Regions from separate parts of the Homo sapiens genome. Here region 1 is linked to region 2. A link is a loop called in an ENCODE intact Hi-C map of the cell type or tissue named here. Cell type or tissue: prostate gland. All regions are shown on one strand.

Region 1 (5,000 bases), 100 kb before region 2:
ACCTAATGATATCAAACAGTTTCAGTCAGTTATGCATCAATTATTTGACTTCAAAGACTAGAGTAAAAGTGATTAACTATCCGGGTTTTTCTGAACATCTACTTTATGTAATGTTATGCTTTTTGGTAAAGATAATTCCTTACATACTTTGATAAATATATTTTATTTATATGCCTTTGCAATACTTTTCAAAAATTAGAGGAAAAGGTCCCCATTCGACTGTTGGTCAGAAAAAAGGACCATTGTGTCATTAGCTCCTATGAATTAAGCCCGGCAAGGTGGGGGGTAGTAAGCAGCATTAAATAAAAAGGAAAATTCAGGCTCAGAGGGCTGAAATAACTTCTTCAAAGGCAAATTCTATTTTAGTTTACAGTGTAATCGATGGCTTCAAGAATAGAATTCTTCACAAAGCTATGAGTTTTCTTAATTATAGTGAGTTCATACTTAGGCATATGTAGTCATCCTTGGTCATTCTTTCCATTTGTTTATACTAATTTGCAATTTGAAAAACACTTTTTATTTTCTTTTTGCACTTGAAAGCTTCAGAATTTAAGCTGCTTTGTAATTACCAATGGCAAAATATTTTCAAGTCAAATTGCTGGGACTTTGTTTGTTTGTTTGTTTCTTATTATTTTTCAAAATATTTCTTTTTTGTTTTTTTATTATTTTGCTGGGACTTTAATAATGTTGTGATATTTTGGCTTCTGTGATATCTTAACGGTTATGTTTTTAGCAATATAGTTCTGAGTGTTTTCCTATTTAAATGCTTTAAAAATTATTACTTTGAATACTGTTTCATTTCTAAACTCAAAATATGGTACAAGCCTATCACCAGTGCACTCATTTCATGTTGCAAAAATCCTTGAAAGACTTGCTTTGTATGCTAAGGGAAGAGCCCAGATTCCTCATATCTCTGAATGATGATCTTCGGGGTTCAATCTTGCCCAAATCTCCATAACTGTTTTCTCACCCCTTGGCACCCCAAAACTTTCTTTAAGTATTGAAACCTGGAGTTCCTATTCTATGTCCCCTATCCTCTGGGGAACTACCATTCTATTCTATGGAATTCTATTTCTCTTCCCTCTCTTTATTTATCCTTAAATTTAAATTGAATTTCCATCTTTACATCCATAAGCAAAACCCATTTACTCATATGGCATGTCATGCAGAATTAGGAATTCCATGAACAGATTACATAATGAAAAAAGATTAAGAGAGAAAATGTTCCATGGTGCCTCAGGCCAATCTTAATGAAGCCATAAATATTTTCCACTTTTAGCTGCTTTTTTCAACATCTTCCTGGCTAAAAATCTTCCTAGCATCACCATATTTGAGCAATGCTGTAGTCAAACTGAATACCCAACTGGGACCCTACGTAGTGTACACTTAACCTCTGAATGTAAGCTTTGAGTATTGCAGCACATCTGAAACATAGCTTGGGAGGGAAGAGGAAGATGAAAAGGGAGAGAATGGAGGCTTGGTGAGGTAGTGGGGACCCAAAGACAAATGCCTTCACATTCCATGGTATGGGGGTAAAAAAAAAAAAGTGTAAGTGCCAAAAGGAGAAACTTCCTAATTTCTATCGCAGTTATAGAGAAAGTCAATATTGTTGGATAGAACAAATGACATAACAACTGAACTAAACCTAACTATTAGATGATCAAAACCAGTTATTTTCAAAGTTGATGCATATATAAATCATTTGGGATTCTTATTACAATACAGGTTCTGATTTAATGGGTCTAGGATAGAGCCTGAGATGCTGCATTTTTAACAGGCTCCAAGGTGATGCTGCTGCTGCTGCTGGATTATAGTCTACACTTGGCATAGTGAGGCTTTAGAATACCCTCTTTTTTGTGTGTGTGTAAAATACATTTTATATGAAGGTCTTATATGAAAAATTAAAATATTTAATATAACTTCTAATATATACACTCTGACCCCTTGTGTGTAGATTAAAAACAAAAAAGCAACACGATGAAGAATCATCCAATTAAGCATGCATTTTTTAGGATTAAATTTAGATGACAAGAATCCAAAACAAAGCAATTAGATCTGAAATTCTGAGACTATTACCTTACATTTGTATCAAGGAAAACAGTCACAGCACATATTCTATTAATACATAATTTGGATTTCACAAGAAGAGGATCTGAATCATCTGTTCTCTTATGCTGTGCTGCCAAGGCTCATAAAAGCTCTCCAGCAGGCGAGCCTGTGTGTCCTGTCACACCATGGCCTTCCACCAACACAAGTGTTTGTCCTCTAGAAACTTTTAAGTTAAGCCCTGCAAAATTTGCACTTTTTGTCTTTCTAGGTTTGCAATGTTGATATTCCTGAGTCTGATGTTTCTTTCACATTTTATTTGGCAAAACTAAATGATAATATGTATTTGCATATATATTTACATAGTTCCATACACATATTTATTTACATTTATATACTACTTTAAGTTGTTTTCCATATACTCTCCTGTAATCTTCTCAATGATTTTGTGAGTTTAGCTATTTTCTCCATGTTACTAGTAAAAAAACCAAGGCTTGAGGATGTCAGAAAACATACCCAGGATTTAATAAGTGGCAAAATCAACACTCAAATCTAGGTCTTTGGGTGAAAATAATCTCAGTTTCTTTCCACCAGGTCTTACTTATTTTCATCACAAAGAACATATGTAGAGGTGATGTTATTGTGAAACCAAGAGGATAATTGCTAAGATAGCTTAAATAAAGACTGCAGAGAAAGAACAAAGAGACATCTTTCCAAATACTGTGACAAAGTCAAATCTAGAATCCAGTTGCATGGCTGAAAGGGATATGTTAGCTCTGATTAAATAACAAGTTTTGACATGTAGCAGATGACAGACAACAGGAAGAGGCCCAGAGCATGTAAGTGCGCAGACTTCCAGTCATTTTCAATAAATGACTGTGTCAGTGGAACATCAGTAACCCACGACTTCCTTTAAAGTTCACTCTCTTAAAAATAAAAAAATAGGGACAATTTTTAAAAATTTAATTATATTTTATTTTAAATTCTGGGATACACGTGCAGGATGTAGAGGTTTTTACATAGGTAAACGTGTGCCATGGTAGTTTGCTGCGCCTATCAACCCATCACCTAGGTATTAAGCCCCATACACATTAGCTATTTATTCTGATACTCTACTTCCCCCTGCCCCCTTGACAGGCCCCAATGTGTGTTGTTCCCCTTTCTGTGTCCTTGTGTTCTCATTGTTCAGCTCTGACTTATAAGTGAGAGCATATGGTGTTTGATTTTCTGTTACTGTGTATGTTTGCTGAGGATGATGGCTTCCAGCTCCATCCATGTCCCTGCAAAAGACATGATCTTATTCCTTTTTATGGCTGCGTAGTATTCCATGGTATGTATGTACCACATTTTCTTTATCCAGTCTATCATTGATGGGTATTTGGGTTGATTCTGTTTCTTTGCTATTGTGAGTAGTGCTGCAATGAACATATATGTGCATGTATCTTTATAACAGAATGATTTGTATTCCTTTGGGTATATACCCAGTAATGGGATTGCTGGGTCAAATTGTATTTCTGTTTCTAGGTTTTTGAGGAATTGCCACACTGTCCTCCACAATGGTTGAACTAATTTACATTCCTACCAACAGTGTAAAAGTGCTTCTGTTTTTCCACAGCCTCACTAGCATCTGTTGTTTCTTGACTTTTTAATAATTGCCATCCTAACTGGTGTGAGATGGTATCTCATTGTGGTTTTGATTTGCATTTCTCTAATGATCAATGATGTTGAGCTTTTTTTCATATGTTTGTTGGCCACATAAATGTCTTCTTTTGAGAAGTGTCTGTTCATGTCCTTTGCCCACTTTTTAATGGGGTTGTTTTTTTTTTTCTTGTACATTTGTTTAAGTTCCTTGTAGATTCTGGATATTAGACCTTTGTCAGATGGATAGTTTGCAAAAATTTTTTCCCATTCTGTAGGTTCTTTGTTCACTCTGATGATAGTGTTTTTTGCTGCGCAGAAGCTCTTTAGTTTAATTAGATCCCATTTGTCAATTTTTGCTTTTGTTCCCATTGCTTTTGATGTTTTCATCATGAAATCTTTGGCCGTGCCTATGTCCTGAATGATACTGCCTAGCTTTTCTTCTAGGGTTTTTATAGTTTTGGGTTTTACATTTAAGTCTTTAATCCATCTTGAGTTAGTTTTTGTATAAGGTGTAAGGAAAAGGTCCAGTTTCAATTTTCTGCATATGGCTAGCCAGTTTTCCCAGAACCATCTATTAAATAGGGAATCCTTTCCCCATTGCTTTTTTTTGGTCAGGTTTGTCGAAGATCAGATGGTTGTAGATGTGCGGTCTTATTTCTGAGGTGTCTATTATGTTCAATTGGTCTATGTGTCTGTTTTTGTACCAGTACCTTGCTGTTTTGGTTACTGTAGCCTTGTAGTATTGTTTGAAGTTGGGTAGTGTGATGGTTCCAGCTTTGTTCTTTTTGCTTAGGACTGTCTTGGCTATATGGGCTCTTTTTTGCTTCCACAGGAATTCTAAAGTTGTTTTTTTTAATTCTGTGAAGAATGTCAATGGTAGTTTAGTGGGAATGGCATTGAATCTATAAATTACTTTAAGCATATGGACAGTTTCATGATATTGATTCTTCCTATCCATGAGCATAGAATGTTTTTCTATTTGTTTGTGTCCTTTCTTATTTCTTTGAACAATGATTTGTAGTTCTTGAAGAGGTCTTTCACTTCCCTTGTTAGCTATATTCCTAGGTATTTTATTCTCTTTGTAGCAATTGTGAATGCGCAGTCATTCATGATTTGGCTCTCTGCTTGTCTGTTGTTGGTATATAGGAATGCTTGTGATTTTTGCACATTGATTTTGTATCCTGAGACTTTTCTGAAGTTGCTTATCAACTTAAGTTTTTGGGCTGAGATGATGGGGTTTTCTAGATACAGGATTATATCACCTGCAAACAGAGACAGTTTTACTTCCTCTCTTACTATTTGAATACCCTTTA
Region 2 (5,000 bases):
GTCAGCCAAGCTAGACTTCTCTCACTTTTGTGAAGGTGGTCTCATGCTTAGCATGATTCCTGGCATGCAGCAGACATTCAGTAAATATTTGTTGAATAACGGAATGAATGAATGTAGCTGGATCTCCAGAAGATTGAATCCCAGAGTTGTTTTGGTTTAATCCCTTACAGAATCACCCTCAGGGAGAGAGGAATTTTAATGTTATTCTCTGATCAAAGGATACGCTAGAAAATAGCTCTACGAAATCTGTTAACTGTGTTTCCTGTGGGATTTTTGGTGAGAATTTTTCCATCATGTTCCTCAGTTTTCTGTTTTGAAATAACTTTGCTTTCCCAGAGAGAGTAATCTGTTTTCTTTCTTTTGTAGTGGACAATTAGGATAGCAGTGCAAATCCATAACTTTCAGAACCAAAGTACACATAACCCAGCTGCTGGAGGAATTGAGAGCTGATGACTTGTAGCTAAGGCCTCCTCCCATCCATGCCTCCATGGCCCTCTCATAAAGAGAGCCACTTGGGTCAATGTGACTCACTGCACTCCAGGAACAGCTTGCGACCAATGATGGCACAATCTGGGCAGTGGGGTGAGGGACATAAAGGTTTTTGTTATTCCAACGGGAACAACTCTGCAGAGCCATCCTTACTTTAGTGCTACCCACCAGGGAGCCTTTATTTGCTGGCTTCACAGTCCAACTCCCCTCTCGACCCCTCTGGTTTTCCTCACTCTCCTATAGGTGCTGTTTCCCAGAGCACTCACCAGGAAACCCCATCAATACAAATCTCTCTCTAAAAATCTCTTTCCTAGAGAACACACTTATAACCTTCTCTTTCTCCAAAATGATAATTGAGTGATTATATCCTCCTTTTATTTTTCCTGGAATATAAGAAACCCAGCTAAAGAAGCTCAGATAGTTCCCTTGACCCCCTTCATGGGTGGGAAATGGAGTGGTTCATTTCACTCAGCCCAATCGCTGGCCACTCCTCGTGGGAGGGAGTGTGTGGATGAGTGAGTGTGGGAACCGGAGTGAATGAACACTGAAACTGGCTGGTCACTCTTCTATGGAGGGAGCAGGCTCTGTGTGGGCCCTGCCGCAGCGTCCAAGTGTTTTACAACCAATGCTCTTTCATCTCTGCCGTCTGGGGATGGCCAAGTGCCAACCAGCTCAGTGGAGGGTCAGGAAGGCAGCCCCTGCCCTCTTGGCACCCGAGTTCTTGTCTGGTGTCCAGGAAGAATCAGGTCACATGAACTGTTTGAAAGCTGATGAATGTGGCCAGGCACGGTGGCTCATGCCTGTAATTTCAGCACTTTGGGAGGCCAAGATGGGTGGATCACAAGGTCGGGAGTTCAAGACCAGCCTGGCCAAGATACAAAAATTAGCTGGGCGCAGTGGCAGATGCCTGTAATCCTAGCTACTCAGGAGGCTGAGGCAGGAGAATCACTTGAACCTGGGGGGCGGAAGTTGCAATGAGCCAAGATCGAGCCTCTGCACTCCAGCCTGGGGGACAGAGTAAGACTCCGTCTCAAAAAAAAAAACAAAACAAAACAAAACAAAAAAAAAACAAAGTTGATGAATGTGGAACACTTTATTGAGTGGCACTTTATTGGGTGGCTCTTGGCAGAAAGTAAGGTGGGAAAGGGAATGGGAAGGTGATCTTTCCCTGAAGCCTGGCCCCTCTCTGATGCTGCACCATCTGAAGTTAGCCACGTCTATCCATAGTCTCTGATGCTTAATTGCTTCTCTGCTCACTGCTCAGCCACTTGTATCCTCGACACTCAGTCACTTGAGTTGCTCTGCCTGCTGAAGTCTTTTATGGACACAGGATAGGGGTGGGGCAGGCCAAAAAGGCAATATTTGGGCAGAAAAACAGGGTCAGCTGTTTTCATTTAGGGCTGTGGTTCCAGGCTTAAGAGTGGGGTTTAGCTAGGAGCCCAGACGTTCTGTATCATTTCCCTTCTCTGAAGAGGCACATCTAACTGCCCTTAGAATATGGACAATGACAAGTCTTAGCTACTTCCTGCTGAAAGGGGGTGTTGTTTGGGGAAAATGACAGCCACATTCCTCCCAGAGGTCTACCCAAGGATCCCCAGCAAAAGAAAGCCATCATCTGAGGCTCCAGCTGCCTGCCTCTTTGGAGTTTGATGGCCTCCAGGCAAGAGAAATAAACAAGTTTTACAAGGTGACGTGTGCGTGGGTCAAATATGTGTATTATGCAGGGGAAGAATTGAGTGCCAAAGATTACAGAAATAAGAAGCAAAACATACTAATCATTCTGAAAACAATATTGTGCCTCGCGGTATAGAACAGAACAAAGGTAGGAACAGCAAGTGTAGGCAAGACTATAAAGAGGATATCCATGGAAGGTTTATTATTAACACTTATCTTTTGAGATTTTTAGCTTGAGGTCTCCGATCTCTTCACATTGGTACTTTGGGTGCTCTTCTGGGTTGACGGGTAATCCCGTCAGCTTCTCAGGCCTTTATTTGGGTATAGTGAATCCAAGAATCTACTTTAGTGAACTTTACTGCCATAGGAGTAGAAAGTGCAGTGTAAGGTCCCTCCCAGTCTACGCCAGAGAGGGAGAAAAGGAAAAAGTGTTTTCATCAGTACCAGGTCCCCTGGGTTGAACAGAGGTGGCCCTAGTTCATGCGACTGGGCCTCCAACAGTTGTTTCAATTCCTGTTGGAAGTGAGCCAAAGAGGTTATAATGTTTAATTAAGTCGGAGTTCTCTTGGTCTAGCAAGAGATCATTGGTGAGAAACAGCTGTCCATACATCATCTCAAAGGGACTCAAACCTAGCTTTGAAAGGGTGGTGAAGATAGCTTGCCGCCCATTCTGAAAGACAGGGAATGGGGGGTCCTTCAATTCCCTTCCTTCTTTCAGCAATAACCCAGGGTATGAGGGAGAGAGAAAGCAGGCATCTCCTTTCTCTTCTGTCTTTGTATCCCCAAGTCCCAGCAACCTTGGCGGGTGCCACCCGTGCGTGCCAATGTGGCTTGCACCCATGAATCAGGGAGGGCCTAGAGAATAGGAATTATCCACACTCACCTATGCCTCTACCTCCCCTACTATTGACAACCTTCGAGTCCCTGGGCCTCATTTATGCCTTGGAGCCTGACCTCCTTCCATGAAGCAGTGGTTTAATCGGCAGGAATTAGTCCCACCCACTTACACTGTGTCTTTTGCCTGGCTTTGGAGCCCTCAGATCTGGTTTTCCTTTCTAGGGCTTCAATCTGAAGGTTGGAATCTAGTTTGAGACAAAAAGTTATTTCAGGAGCTGCGCGGATTCATTTAGATTAAGTCCTAGATGGGTCTTGCCAAATTTGCAGTTCTCAGCCAGCAGGGGTCGCTCCTCTGTTGCCTCCCAATCATAAGCAGAGTGCTGAGGTGGGAAGGGGATCCTCTCACTTGGAAAAGAAAAGAAAAGAAAAGAAAAGAAAAGAAAAGAAAAGAAAAGAAAAGAAAAGAAAAGAAAAGAAAAGAAAAAAAAAACAGCTTAAAGTGCATAAGGAAGGAGACCGGGGGAAAGACCTTCTTGCTCTATGGAAATGGGTTCCTTTAATCAGTGTATCCCTCACCTGATAAGGACCCCTCAGTCATGGGAGGAAAGGCTTCGCAGGCGCTGGTGTGCTAACATATCTGCAGTTTAACATTGTTAAAGAAGAGATAGGAGCAGTTTGAAGCCGTGAAAGAAGAAAAGATACAAAGATACCACAGCAAAGTCTGAGGGTCTTGGCCGATGCCTGTTAGGGTGGTCGGGGACAGAGTTCAGTCTTGGGACCTTCCAACAACACTGAGGAGTAGCCTCAGCCAGATTCCTTCGGTTCCTCAGCACCATATTCTGGTCCTAGTCAACAGCTAGACCTCTGTGAAGGGAAACAGAGCCACAAAACCAACGTTCCTTTCACCCAAAAGAGAGACATTTCCATATGAGCTCACTTGTCTGACATAACCTGGGTGAGCCAGCAGATGAGACGGGTTAGTTCCCTTGACCCCTTTGTGGGCAGCACCTGGAGTGGCTTATTCCACTCAGCCTGTCGCTGGCCACTCCTTGCGGGAGGGAGTGTGTGAGTGAGCAACTGTAGGAACCAGAGCGAACAAATGCTGGAACTGGCTGGTCACTCCTCTCTGGAGGGAGCAGGCTCTATGCGGGCACTGCAGCAGCAGCATCCAAGCGTCTTACAACCAATGCTCTTTCAGCTCTGCCATCCAGGGACAGCTAAGTGCCAATCAGCTCAGTAGAGGGTCAAGGGGGCAGCCCCTGCCCTCTAGACACCTGGGCTCTTGTCCAGCATCCAGGAAGAATCAGTCACACTCACTGTTGAAAGGTGATGAATGTGGAAGACATCATTGAGCAGTGGCTGGCTCTCAGTGGAAAGAGAGGCTGGAAAAGGGATGGGAAGGTAATCTTTCCCTGAAGCCTGGCTGTCTCTGGCCAGGCTCCTCTGCGAAGACACACTATCTGAGGTTAGCCATGCCTATCTGTAGTCTCCAACACTCAGTTGCTTCTCTGCTTGTCGCTCAGCCACTTGTATTACTCTGCTAGCTGAAGTCTTTAATGAGCACAGGATAGCGGCAGGTTGGGCCAAAAAGGCAATATTTGGGCGGAAAAACGGGATTAGCCGTTTTCACTTAGGGCTGCAGTTCCAGGCTTAAGGGTGAGGTTTGGCTGGAAGCCCAGCCCTTCTGTATCACTAGCCCCCTTTTATTTTTCCTGGAAGATAAGAAACCCAGCTAAAGAAGCTCAGATGGCTCATATGATCTACTTATTCACACATGCGGCCTAGGCTGTCTATTGGCATACCTGTTTGTCCAGATGCTCTTTTTATGTATATTGTACCATTATTTTATTGGTACCTCAAGTCTGAGGGAGAAGGCAGGATTTCAATGAAGGCAAACAAACCAAATAAATAGGAGTATAATCTTTTCAGAACACCAAAAAAAAAAAAACACCCCACTAAGCCCCAGAGAGTTGGGTTTACTTTGGGCATGTAGAAATTCC

Evidence for each region. Hi-C counts contacts between places; a loop is a spot of excess contacts. Peaks named below come from ENCODE experiments on the same cell type or tissue, not always from the same donor. Only the 100,000 strongest peaks of a DNase experiment are listed, where the experiment ranks them.
Region 1: a loop joins it to region 2, with 1.8 times the contacts of the local background. A loop is called at or near these places in 1 of 110 quality-filtered maps.

Annotation. Positions count from the first base shown.
Region 1 is chr7:20,539,988-20,544,987 of GRCh38, reverse strand. No RefSeq gene overlaps it. Among named protein-coding and RNA genes, the nearest start is that of ABCB5, 73 kb to the left of the region's middle. In prostate gland, no CTCF peak of the experiment used is centred here; a DNase peak (open chromatin) is centred at 2,207; H3K27ac peaks cover 410 bases.
Region 2 is chr7:20,439,250-20,444,249 of GRCh38, reverse strand. No RefSeq gene overlaps it. Among named protein-coding and RNA genes, the nearest start is that of ITGB8-AS1, 110 kb to the right of the region's middle. In prostate gland, no CTCF peak of the experiment used is centred here; DNase peaks (open chromatin) are centred at 2,145 and 3,318.